Regions from separate parts of the Homo sapiens genome. Here all the other regions are linked to region 3. The links are chromatin contacts, found by Hi-C or POLR2A ChIA-PET in ENCODE. All regions are on one chromosome and are shown on one strand. Each heading gives the region's core, a stretch centred on a gene start or an enhancer-like site at or near the end of the contact. The rest is flanking DNA. Distances are from core to core; before and after follow the strand shown. Region 1 holds the start of SP140L (SP140 nuclear body protein like). Region 2 overlaps SP140 (SP140 nuclear body protein). Region 3 overlaps SP100 (SP100 nuclear antigen).

The links. Hi-C counts contacts between places; a loop is a spot of excess contacts on that map. ChIA-PET counts read pairs that join two places held with the same protein, here RNA polymerase II (POLR2A). Pooled maps may share reads with other maps.
Region 1: a map of OCI-LY7 shows a loop between it and region 3 (2.4-fold over the local background). The contact joins the promoter of SP140L here to the enhancer-like site in region 3. A Hi-C loop is called at or near these places in 1 of 168 maps with a recorded cell type or tissue (OCI-LY7), 1 of 37 single-sample maps with no recorded cell type and 7 of 50 pooled maps. POLR2A ChIA-PET finds 5 or more read pairs at or near these places in 3 of 52 experiments (activated B cell, activated CD8-positive, alpha-beta memory T cell and naive thymus-derived CD8-positive, alpha-beta T cell).
Region 2: a loop to region 3 is called in a pooled map, with 2.9 times the contacts of the local background. The contact joins two enhancer-like sites. A Hi-C loop is called at or near these places in 1 of 37 single-sample maps with no recorded cell type and 6 of 50 pooled maps. POLR2A ChIA-PET finds 5 or more read pairs at or near these places in 1 of 52 experiments (activated T-cell).

Annotation. Positions count from the first base shown.
Region 1 is chr2:230,325,806-230,329,283 of GRCh38, forward strand. It overlaps SP140L (SP140 nuclear body protein like), which reads left to right and starts at 1,388. Exons shown (of 19, transcript NM_138402.6): 1 at 1,388-1,496; 2 at 2,952-3,026. The coding sequence starts at 1,465. RefSeq lists an enhancer at 1,062-1,531.
Region 2 is chr2:230,256,576-230,260,245 of GRCh38, forward strand. The region is part of intron 12 of SP140 (SP140 nuclear body protein); the gene reads left to right. Among named protein-coding and RNA genes, the nearest start is that of SP140, 33 kb to the left of the region's middle. RefSeq lists an enhancer at 1,216-1,285. Within about 2 kb of position 1,361, at least 2 of the 41 ENCODE cell types and tissues checked have a DNase peak (open chromatin) inside an H3K27ac peak, as active enhancers do.
Region 3 is chr2:230,471,783-230,475,421 of GRCh38, forward strand. It overlaps SP100 (SP100 nuclear antigen), which reads left to right. Exons shown (of 29, transcript NM_001080391.2): 16 at 1,542-1,658; 17 at 2,612-2,665. The region is part of intron 3 of LOC101928816 (a long non-coding RNA gene); the gene reads right to left. Among named protein-coding and RNA genes, the nearest start is that of SP100, 57 kb to the left of the region's middle. Within about 2 kb of position 1,774, at least 7 of the 41 ENCODE cell types and tissues checked have a DNase peak (open chromatin) inside an H3K27ac peak, as active enhancers do; they include OCI-LY7, where a contact is called at or near this core.

The DNA of each region.
Region 1 (3,478 bases), core at 138-2,637, 150 kb before region 3:
TATTTTCAAATGTACCTGAACAAGCATTCACAGCTTCCAACTATTGTGCAATAAACAGCAAAAAAAAAAAAAGTCCTTGAACCAAAATTGTCCTTAGCTGCTCTGCCCTCTAAGATGGGGCATAGTTTACATGGGAGTTGGGGGAGGACTCCATGTTTGCCCCTTCCCCTTGCTGAGATGGCTGGGGGTGGGGGCTGGAAAAAGTTGGATTCAGCAGAATGTAATTTGGAAAACATGGCTCTGGAGCACCATCCCCTCTGGCCCCTGAATCCTCACCAGCTTCCACCCTCTGCTCACCTTGGGCCCTGGATTCCAGCGCCCCCAGGCTCCCAGCTGCCTCCCTGTCTCTGCCCCATGGTCCAGCCTGGAGTTCTGGTCCCTGGTTGTGTCCTGTGGCCCCATTCTCATGCGCCCTTTGCTTCTATTTCTTTACCTATGACTTTATACTGATGTAAAGCGAGTCTTCTCGGTCGCTTCTTGTTCTCTGAGGAATGTTGAATCAGAATCTAAATGGAAAATCTGGGAAGAGATAGAACCTCCCGCGGGAGCCACCCTGCCCTTCCATGTCTAGATCATCTGGGTTCCAACCTCCATCCTCCTCCAATGAGAAGCTTTTGTTCTCTCAAGATTCCAGTGACTTCTCCGAAGCTCTCTTCATCCCTGGCTGTTCCAAGGTGGCCCCATAGTCAAGATTCCTTAAACCCTTGCCCCTTAAAATGTTTGCCTTTCTTACCATGCTGGCTCCAGCCTCTGGTCCCAGGGGTGTGGAGAGTTCTCTCTTACTTCTGGCTGATTTCCAGGAAGGCTAAGAACACTCTCCCCAGGTTATAATGCTGAGCATTTTGGTTCTCTCCAGCCCTGGGTCCCCATGTCAGGACCTACCTTAGTCCAGTCCATGCTCTCCCATGGGCCTGAGAGAAGATTTGAAGTTTCTGGCTTTCCCTCCAACCCTCCAACTCTCACCCCCAGCCATTTCAGCAAGGGGAAGGGGCAAACATGGAGTTTTCCCCCCAACTCCCATGTAAACTATGCCCCCTCTTAAGAGGGCAGAGCAGCTAAGGACTATTTTGGTTCAAGGACATTTTTTTTTTTTTTGCTGTCCATTGCACAAGCAAGTGGACTCCCGGAAGCCAGCCCTGCTCGTCCTCTGGGCCCTCCTTTCCCTGGTCCTGCAGGTCTTGCTGCTTGTCAGGCCTCTCCTCCAACCGTCTGCCACATTTCAGAAAAGCTGAGAACCCCTTGGAGTGAAAAAGGAGGAGAAACACGGTGTCTGTATCCCAGCAGGAAGTTAAATAAATACTTTCACTTTTCTTTTCCCCATTTGGGCAGAAATCTGTGAGGGTGAGTCAGTCTGTCGGCCGACTTCCTGCTCCGGGTCAGGGCAGCCACACTGCACGCAGGCTGGGCCGACTGGGGAGCTCATAGGCCAGGCTCTGACACCCAGGCAGGGCCTAGGGTGGGACGATGGCAGGTGGGGGCAGCGACCTGAGCACCAGGTGAGTCTTTATCTCTCTTCCTTTCACCTTTATCTCTGGCAGTATTGGAGCTTTCATGCCTGTAGTTCAGTTTCTGTCTAAAGCTTCAGTTTAGTCCTGCTTTGCAAGAACATAGGTAGGTAGTGTAATATAATGGAATAAAAGAGAATGTAATAAGGAAATCAGATTTTTACAACTGCAGCAGGACAGCTGTTTGTGTGAGTCCAGCTTGCCATAACACAGATGACTTTTCTTGTTTTGAAACTACTGCTCAGCTGGCGGGGACACTCTGAACAGTCGTTTCAGTCATTTGTGACTGAGAGTTATTATTTCCTCATGAGAATGAGGAACACAAATTATATGTTTGTGTTTCAACAAACATTTCCTCATGATCTCCCAACCCTTTCACATCCCTCTGCCCTCTCTACCTTCACATATGTCATGTCAAAGAAGGTAGTTTGGAAATAGACACTCCAGGGTAAACAGCTGGCTTACTTTTAAACATTGGAAACTGTGGTTTCACCTGTCTTGGCAAGGGGCCTCAGTCAGCTTTGGGGCTATTTCCTTGACTGACTCAGGGTGTGAGTTCTGATACAATTGACCTTGATCCAAAGAAGGAAAAAGAAGAAAAAGGCCCAGGATGGCAGAAAGCTAAATATTTTTATTTTTACTTCAATTTCCTGTCCCAAGATGGGGGATGCCTCTGACCAGAAAAGAGATGGAAATCCTATCTTTTCTCTAGTAACGAGTTTATAAATAACATTACGTAATCTTTTTATTTTATTTCATTTTTTTGAGACAGGGTCTCACTCTGTCAACCAGGCTGGAGTGCAGTGGCACAATCCCGGCTCACTGCAACCTCTGTCTCCTGGGTTCAAGCGATTTTAATCTTTTAAATTTTTTAATACAAAAGAAATACATTACATTCTTACTCATAAAATTTCAAACAGTGGAGAAGTGTATAAACGAAAAAGTCTTCTTCACCACTCACTTCGCCTTGTAGCTTCCTTTCACAGTCTTGTGAAGAGTCTTCGGCATAACTTTTCTCATATTTTTCGATGCATTTACGTGTATGAAGTATGTTTTTGTAAACATATAATTTGTGTTCTCGTTTTGTAATAAATGGAATTACATTGTGCGTGCTATTCTGCATTTTGCATTTCTACTCATTTTAATGGTGGAAATCTTAGAGATCTTTTCACCTTAATGCATATAGATCTACCTCACTCTTTTTACATATACTATTCCATAGAATTTACATAGCATAATTTTTTAACCATTCTCCAATTGAAGGACATTTAGATTGTTTTAAATTGTTCACGTTTATCAATAAGCTATAATAATGATTATATATTTCTCTTTTTTTTGCACATATGCAAGTATTTCTCTTGTGCCTAAACCTTAAAAAGTGGAATTGTTGAAGCAAAGGGTGCTGTTATTTACTTGTTTATAGATCCTGCCAAATTGTCTTTTTAGGGGGCTGAACGGAGGTGTTTCACAAGTAGCAAATGAGATGAACCATCTTCCTGCACACAGCCAAAGTCTGCAAAGGTGATGAAGAATTACAATTTGTTTTAATTTGTATTTTCCTGATAATGTGGAAAGCTGAACAGCTTTTCATGTTTCTTGGCCACTGAAATTTCCTCTTCCATAATTTTTTTGTTTATTTTTTGCCAATGTGATTCAGTTGAGGTGTTTGTCTTTTTTTCATGATATGGGAGAGTTCACTAAATATTCTGCAAAGTATAAATATACTTTTCTTGTCCCTTACATTTGTATATGGTGACTTTTATCTTATTAACAGCTTAAAATTTCATGTATAAACATCTTACGACATAGATTTTATAAGACAGATGCACCCTCATTATAAATAGTGATGCAGAGAGTTGCTGAGGCACTCTGTGAGCACGGCCAGTTTTTAAAGTCGTTCTTCTGTTAAGGTGGCAGATTTGATTCTGCCTTTGTTCCAGGAAAAGTTCCTTCTCTAAAATCTCTGACATTTT
Region 2 (3,670 bases), core at 111-2,610, 220 kb before region 3:
ATGAGTTAATGGGTGCAGCACACCAACACAGCACATGTATACATATGTAACAAACCTGCACGTTGTGCACATGTACCCTAAAACTTAAAGTATAATAAAAAAAATTTCTATTCTCACTCCCTCTATGGAAATAAAAAAGGGTATCATTCCTCTGCTGGTAGATACTTTTTTATGATTTTTTCACAAACTTGACAAAGCCTTCAGTGTAATGGTATTCTACCATCTAATTGGCAGAACTTAGATCAACTATTTGTGAGACTAAATGGTATTTTTGACCAGTACTTTCCATTATGTCATTGGATCATGCAGTGGTTTTTCAGAGTACTCTGATAGGTGTTATAATTTTACTCACAAAAACCTCAAGACTTAGATAGGGAAGGTGCTGTTATTGCTGTTTTAAGGAGCCAGAAACACAGAAATGCATGTGACACGGGTGTTTGATAAGACCCAAGAAAAAAGAAAGAGCAGAGACCAGTGTCCTGGATGACTCCTTACAGGCTTTCAGTTCTATGAGGTGGGCATGGGTTGGGGTGGGGTCTCATAGTCTGAGTCCAATGTGGATGCCCAAAGGGTTTTTAGGAATCCAAGAGACTCTACCAGGGTTCAATGGAAAGAGACTTTTATCTAACAAATAAAGAAAGATTAGGGAGAGATAAGGAAACATTATCAAGAGTTGGAAAATACTTGAATGTAATCTACGATACGAGATAGGAGATATCCAGAAAAATAGAGCCAGAAAAGAGAAACAGAGAGGCAATATGAAAAGTATATGTAGCACATCACTGAAGGAGGAAGAGACAGTAAGGGAGAGGAGATGTTAAGAAGAGAAAGTCCAGAAAGCCGAAAAGAACCATAGATGCCGTCATAGAGTAATAAAAAGATATCACTAGTAGAAGGGGCTATCACTTAGGCTGGGTGCAGTGGGTCACCCCTGTAATCCCAGCAATTTGGGAGGCCAAGGCAGGTGGATCACTTGAGGTCAGGAGTTCAAGGCCAGCCGGGCCAACATGGCAAAACCCCATCTCTACTAAAAATACAAAAATTAGCTGGTTGTGGTCGAGCACACCTGTAGTCCCAGCTACTCGGGAGGCTGAAACAAGAGAGTTGCTTGAACCCGGGATGTGGAGGTTGCAGTCAGCTGAGATCACATCACTGCACTCCAGCCTGGTGACAGAGCAAGATTCCATCTCAGAAGAAAAAAAGAAAAAATAAGGGGCCACCACTTAATATCAAACGAAAGGCTGAATTTATTGTTCAGTTAAGGGATAGTTGTGCTTGTGGGTCAGTTTCTCTGAACAGAGAACGTTTGTGGAAGTGTGGATCTCGGTGACTGGCGGCCTTCAAAAGTGAGATTTGTTAGTGGTTAGCTGACCTTTAGTGAAAGCAGGGTCACTGGAGTGTGGCTGTTACTGACTGTCTGACTTTCAGAAGCATGGGGAAGTCAATGGTTGGCTGGCTTTCAGAGGCCTGTGTACTGGCCAGAAGCTATTGTTGATTAATTGGGATGATTCTGGTTGTTATTGACCATATGGCCAAACAATAATGAGTTTTCCTAGAAGTGTAGCAACTTTCAATTATCAGTTTCCCCTTTAGGAAATCTCTCATCTAAAGCTGCAGGAGGCACCATCAAGTATTTTCCCCATCCAAGATGTCTTTTCTGGAAGAGGACCCTGGAAACAAAATCCTAGGATTCCCCTTCACTGAGTAGGAGTTATAGAGTTGCTAGATTGAGAGTGTTATCCTTGCAAAGGATGACATAAGAAAAAGTAATGATGTTTTACAATACGTTAATGGAATGGCAGACAACTGTTGAAAGTTTTTAATTAGCAGCAGAATTGTGCTGCTTGCAATACTATCCTATTTATTCCCTTTTGCTCCAAGAATACTCACCAGCCACCCTTGTGGCTGCAGCGTTTATCCCAAGTAAATTTGCCATGAAATATCTTGCTTTTATTATTATTTTCACATCACTCTAATATATTGACTTTGGAAACAAAAGACATTCTTCTAATTATAGCATTCTGGTTTTAGTAGTGGTATTTCCATTTACAAAATACAGTAATTGTTGATCACTGAAAATGTCAAATCCTGGAAAACGTGGCTTTCCCACATGTGCTGTTAACATTGTTACTGAACAATTGTTGGCCGAAGATTCATTTGATGAATCATATATTTTTAAAATAGATGATTCTGATATGGTTCTGTTTAGAAATAACTCCAAGAACAGTTTATATATTTTATTTTCACATTGAAAATCAATCATGTTTGCTTCAGCCTCAAAGAATGTGTTTACGTAAAATTAAATGAGTGCAGCAAGCTGCACTTTTTTTTTTTTCTAAACGGGAACAGAGTTAAAGTTGATCCAAGTACAAAATCTCCAGAACCATGGACTAATGCAGTCACCTGCAATTGCTTTGAGGCAACTAGGATGAGATGTGGCTACTAGCAATGGCTCTTTGATGTCTGTCACGTTTTGAAGTGATACCCCTAGAGCATGGCCTGTTTGTTTATTTATTTATTTATTTATTTTTATTTTTCCGTAAGTTATTGGGGTACAGGTTGTATCTGGTTACATGGGTAAGTTCTTTAGTGGTGATTTGTGAGATTTTGGTGCACCCATCACCTGAGCAGTATACGCTGCACCATATTTGTAGTCTTCTATCCCTCGCACCCCTCCCACTCTTCCCTCCAAGTCCCCAAAGTCCATTGCATCATTCTTACACCTTTGCGTCCTCATAGCTTAGCTCCCACGTATCAGTGAGAACATACAGTGTTTGGTTTTCCTTTCCTGAGTTACTTCACTTAGGATGATAGTCTCCAAGCCGGGCACGGTGGCTCACGCCTGTAGTCCCAGCACTTTGGGAGGCTGAGATGGATGGATCACCTGAGGTCAGGAGTTTGAGACCAACCTGGCCAACATGGCAAAACCCCGCCTCCGCTAAAAAAAAAAAAATACAAAAATTAGTCAGGCATGGTAGTGTGTGCCTGTAATCCCAGCTACTAGCAGGGGCTGAGGCAGGAGAATTGCTTGAACCCGGGAGGTGGAGGTGGTAATGAGCTGAGATCACACCACTGCACTCCAGCCTGGGTGACAGAACGAGACTCCATCTCAAAAAAAAAAATAGTCTCCAATCTCATCCAGGTCACTGCAAATGCTGTTAATTCATTCCTTTTTATGGCTGCGTAGTATTCCATCATATATATATATATATATATATATACCACATACATACATATATACCACAGTTTCTTTATCCACTTGTTAATTGGTGGGCATTTGGGTTGGTTCCACAATTTTGCAATTGTGAATTGTACTGCTATAAACATGCATGTGCAAGTATCTTTTTCGAATAATGACTTCTTTTCCTCTGGATAGATACCCAGTAGTGGGATTGCTGGATCAAATGGTAGTTCTATTTTTAGTTCTTTAAGGAATCTCTACACTGTTTTCCATAGCAGCTGTACTAGTTTACATTCCCATCAGCAGTGTAGAAGTGTTCCCTATTCACTGCATCCATGCCAGCATCTACTGTTTTTGATTTTTTGATTATGGCCATTCTTAAGGAGTGAGGTGGTATCGCATTGTGGTTTTGATTTGCATTTCCCTGATCATTGGTGATGTTGAGCAATTTTTTCATATGTTCATTGGCCATTTGTATATCTTCTTTTA
Region 3 (3,639 bases), core at 524-3,023:
GGTAGGCTAGAGTCACCAAATGAAAAGATATAAGAGTCAGCTTCAAGTTTTTCTAAGTGGACAAGGAATTCAAATATTCCAGGTAGGGGAATTTTGTGGGGGAGGGAGGGATAATTTTCAACACACTTCTCAGAAATTGTACCAGAAACGTGAAAATAAAGTTGCTGATTGATTGACAGCCTTGCAAGGTAGAAAGCTCATAAAGAACAGACAAAGGTAATAGAGATGGCTATGTGGTCAGTGTCCTAACAGCAGGCATTTGGTGATGAAAGTAATAACCTGTGAGATAAAGATGAATATAGATGAAGAAAATGTGGATAAAGACAAAGATTGAAATTGCAAAAAGAGTCAAGATCAAGATAAGGGCCAGGCGCAGTGACTCATGCCTGTAATCCCAGCACTTTGGGAGGCCGAGGTGGGCGGATCACGAGGTCAGGAGATCAAGACCATCCTGGCTAAAACGGTGAAACCCCATCTCTACTAAAAACAAAAAAAATTAGCCAGGCATGGTGGCAGGCAGCTGTAGCTCCAGCTACTCAGGAGGCTGAGGCAGGAGAATGGCGTGAACCTTGGAGGCAGGTCTTGCAGTGAACCAAGATCGCACCACTGCACTCCAGCCTGGGCGATCGAGCAAGACTCCGTCTCAAAAAAAAAAAAAAAAAAAAAAAAAGTCAAGACAAGATTCAGAGAAACAAGCTAGAAGAGAGAATAGAAGGAGGAAGTGATAGTAGAAAGAAGTTCACCTCAATAATAAAACTAGATCTAAAGATATAAACAGAAAAACAGGTGGAATGAGATACATTCAAAGGGTGATGAGTGGTGTAAAAAATTAGGTACAACAAGAAGTATGTAGAGAAAGAATTAAAAGATGAGAGAAAAATGGAGGCAAGAAGGGGGAAGTGTAAATGGGAGAGAAGAGAATGATGGAGAAATTGTAGGATCTGAAATGACCATGAGATAAAAGCAACTTTAGCACAAGGCATGATTCACAATAGCAGTAAGTTTTCAGAATAAGGTGTCCCCTGGCCCCTCTGACTCACCCAGATTAAAAAAGGCCTCACCCAGGCATTTCATCCACTCCTGTGATTTCAGTCACCACCCACAACCTCATGATTCCTACATGTGTATCTCCAGCCAGCCCTGTCTTCTAAACTCATTCATCCAAGTGTCAGAAGGCTCCTGTTGGAGATTCTGAAGGCCTTAGACTTCACCACTTGGATGTTACTCAAGACCTTCAAACTTAACACCTCCAAAACTGAGCACATCATCTTTTTCCCTAAAACCAGCCTTTGCTCCTCCAGTGTTCTTCATCACTGAAACAAACTATTAATTGACCCTTTATTTCAAGATGAAATTCTCAGGGTTATTTATGAACAGAAGGGAAAAATACAGTGAGGAACCACAAAAGAAAAAGAGATTTCAGATGTAGAGCCCATCCCTTAATTTAGCTGTGGGGAGTGGGCAGTCACTAATGTTGGGGGGAAGGAGAATCTTTGAAGGGGAGTGGGCACAAATAAAAATGTTTACAAATCACAATTTAGGATCACAGCCACAAGAACCTGAAAATAAGAAGTGCTCCTGTGTCATGTGTTTTCCAAAAGGTGTGCCAAGAAGCCAAGAAGCAAGGACTGAAAGTAGTCAAGCATCTGACATGATGGGTAAGGCTACCCTAGGGTCTTGGGATGGAAGTGGCTCAGTGGATATCACAGACACTGGGTAGGGATGTGGGAAGTGATCAGAGTTGAAGCAAAGCATGAAACAGCCTCTGGATCACCAACAGGAAGTGGGCCCACAGGCCCCAAGCTTCAGAATTTCAAAAGTCTGAAATCATAGTCCCGGTTTCCTGCTGCACTTGACTGTGAGCAGACTGTGACAAAGAACAGGTTTGGTGCCGCCAGAATCCTGTTCTCTACATTTGCTTAACCCGACCCTTTTGGGAACTGCAGGGAGGCAAGAGATCATTATAAAGCCATATTTAACAGAATGGGCTCTCTTGGTTAGGTGGTAAAAAAATACACTGGTAAACATAGTAGTATCTCACTATATTAGCATATCAATAGTAAAGTGTTGAATTTATAAAGCGAGTTCCATCCTTGTTCTTGAAAAAAAAAAAAAGAAAACATGTTCTTCCACTCACAGGTAATAGTGTCATTTTGTCACAACTTTGGAAAGGCCTAAAAAGACAAATAGTCCTGCTACCTGTCAGGAAAGAAAAATCAGATACCTACTCTTATGCTAAAAATACATTGTTTTGAAAGATATCCTCTGGACTGTTATTGATTTATATAGTGATTTCCTATTAACTCTTGCAAGTAAGATATTTAATATTCATAAAAATTTTAAAGCTGAACAGGATAACCGTTGCTGTCCCTGTTTCATAAATGAGGAAATTGGTGCATAAAAGTAATGAAGAGCTGTTTCAAAGTCTCAGAGAACTAGACGAAGACCTTAGACATCAATTCAGTGTCTGTTTCCTTTGGAAGGAAGACAGATAAATTATACTCAGAATATTGTTATAAACGCAAGCCTTCCATGCAGTGTGAATTGTCATAAGATTTATAAATTTTACTTATAAATTACAGTTCTCTGACCACTACCTGTCACTTTCTAGATACCATGGATGTTGAAAACAATTCTACTTTGGAAAAACACAGTGGGAAAAGAAGTAAGAACAAATAAGAATTTACTTAATTTTTATGTTACAAATGAACTATTTTTTAATGCTAAGGTTTATTATCATCATTTTCTTTTTTCAACTTTTATTATAGATTAAAGGGTGCATTTGCAGGTTTGTTACATGGGTAAATTGTGTGATGCTGAGGCTTGGTGTCCCAAAAATCCCATCACCCAGGCAGTAAGCATAGTACCCAACAGATGGTTCTTCAGCCCATGCCACCCTCTCCCCCTGCCCCATCTAGTGGTCCCCAGTGTCTCTTGTTCTCATCTTCACATTTATGTGTATTCGATGTTTAGCTTCCACTTGTAAGTAAGAACATGCAGTATTTGGTTTTCTGTTCTTGCATTAAGTTGCTTAGGATAATGGCCTCCGCTCCATCCATGTTGCTGCGAAGGGTGTGATTTCATTCTTTTTATGGCTGCATAGTATTTCATGGTGTATATGTGTGCCACATTTTCTTTATCCAATTCACTGTTGATGGGCAACTAGATTGGTTCCGTGTCTTTGCTTTTGTGAATAGCACTATAAGGAACATATGAGTGCGTGTATCTTTTTGATAGAACAAGTTATTTTCCTTTGGGTATATACCTAAAGGTAGTGGGATTGCTGGGTAGAATGGCATTTCTGTCTTTAAGTCTTTGAGGAATTGCCACACTGTCTTCCACAATGGTTGAACTAATTTTACCCTCCCACCAACAGTGTATGAGCATTCCTTTTCCTCCACAACCTCACCAGCATCTGTTATTTTCTTGACTTTTTAATAATAGCCACTCTGAGTAGTGTGAGATGGTATCTCACTGTGATTCTGATTTGCATTTATCTGATGATTAGTAATGTTGGGCATTTTTTTCATGTTTGTTGACCACTTGTATGTCTTCTTTTGAGAAGTGTCTGTTCATGTCCTTTGCCCATTTTTTAATTGGATTTTGTTTTTTGCTTGTTGATTTGTTTAAGTTCCTTGT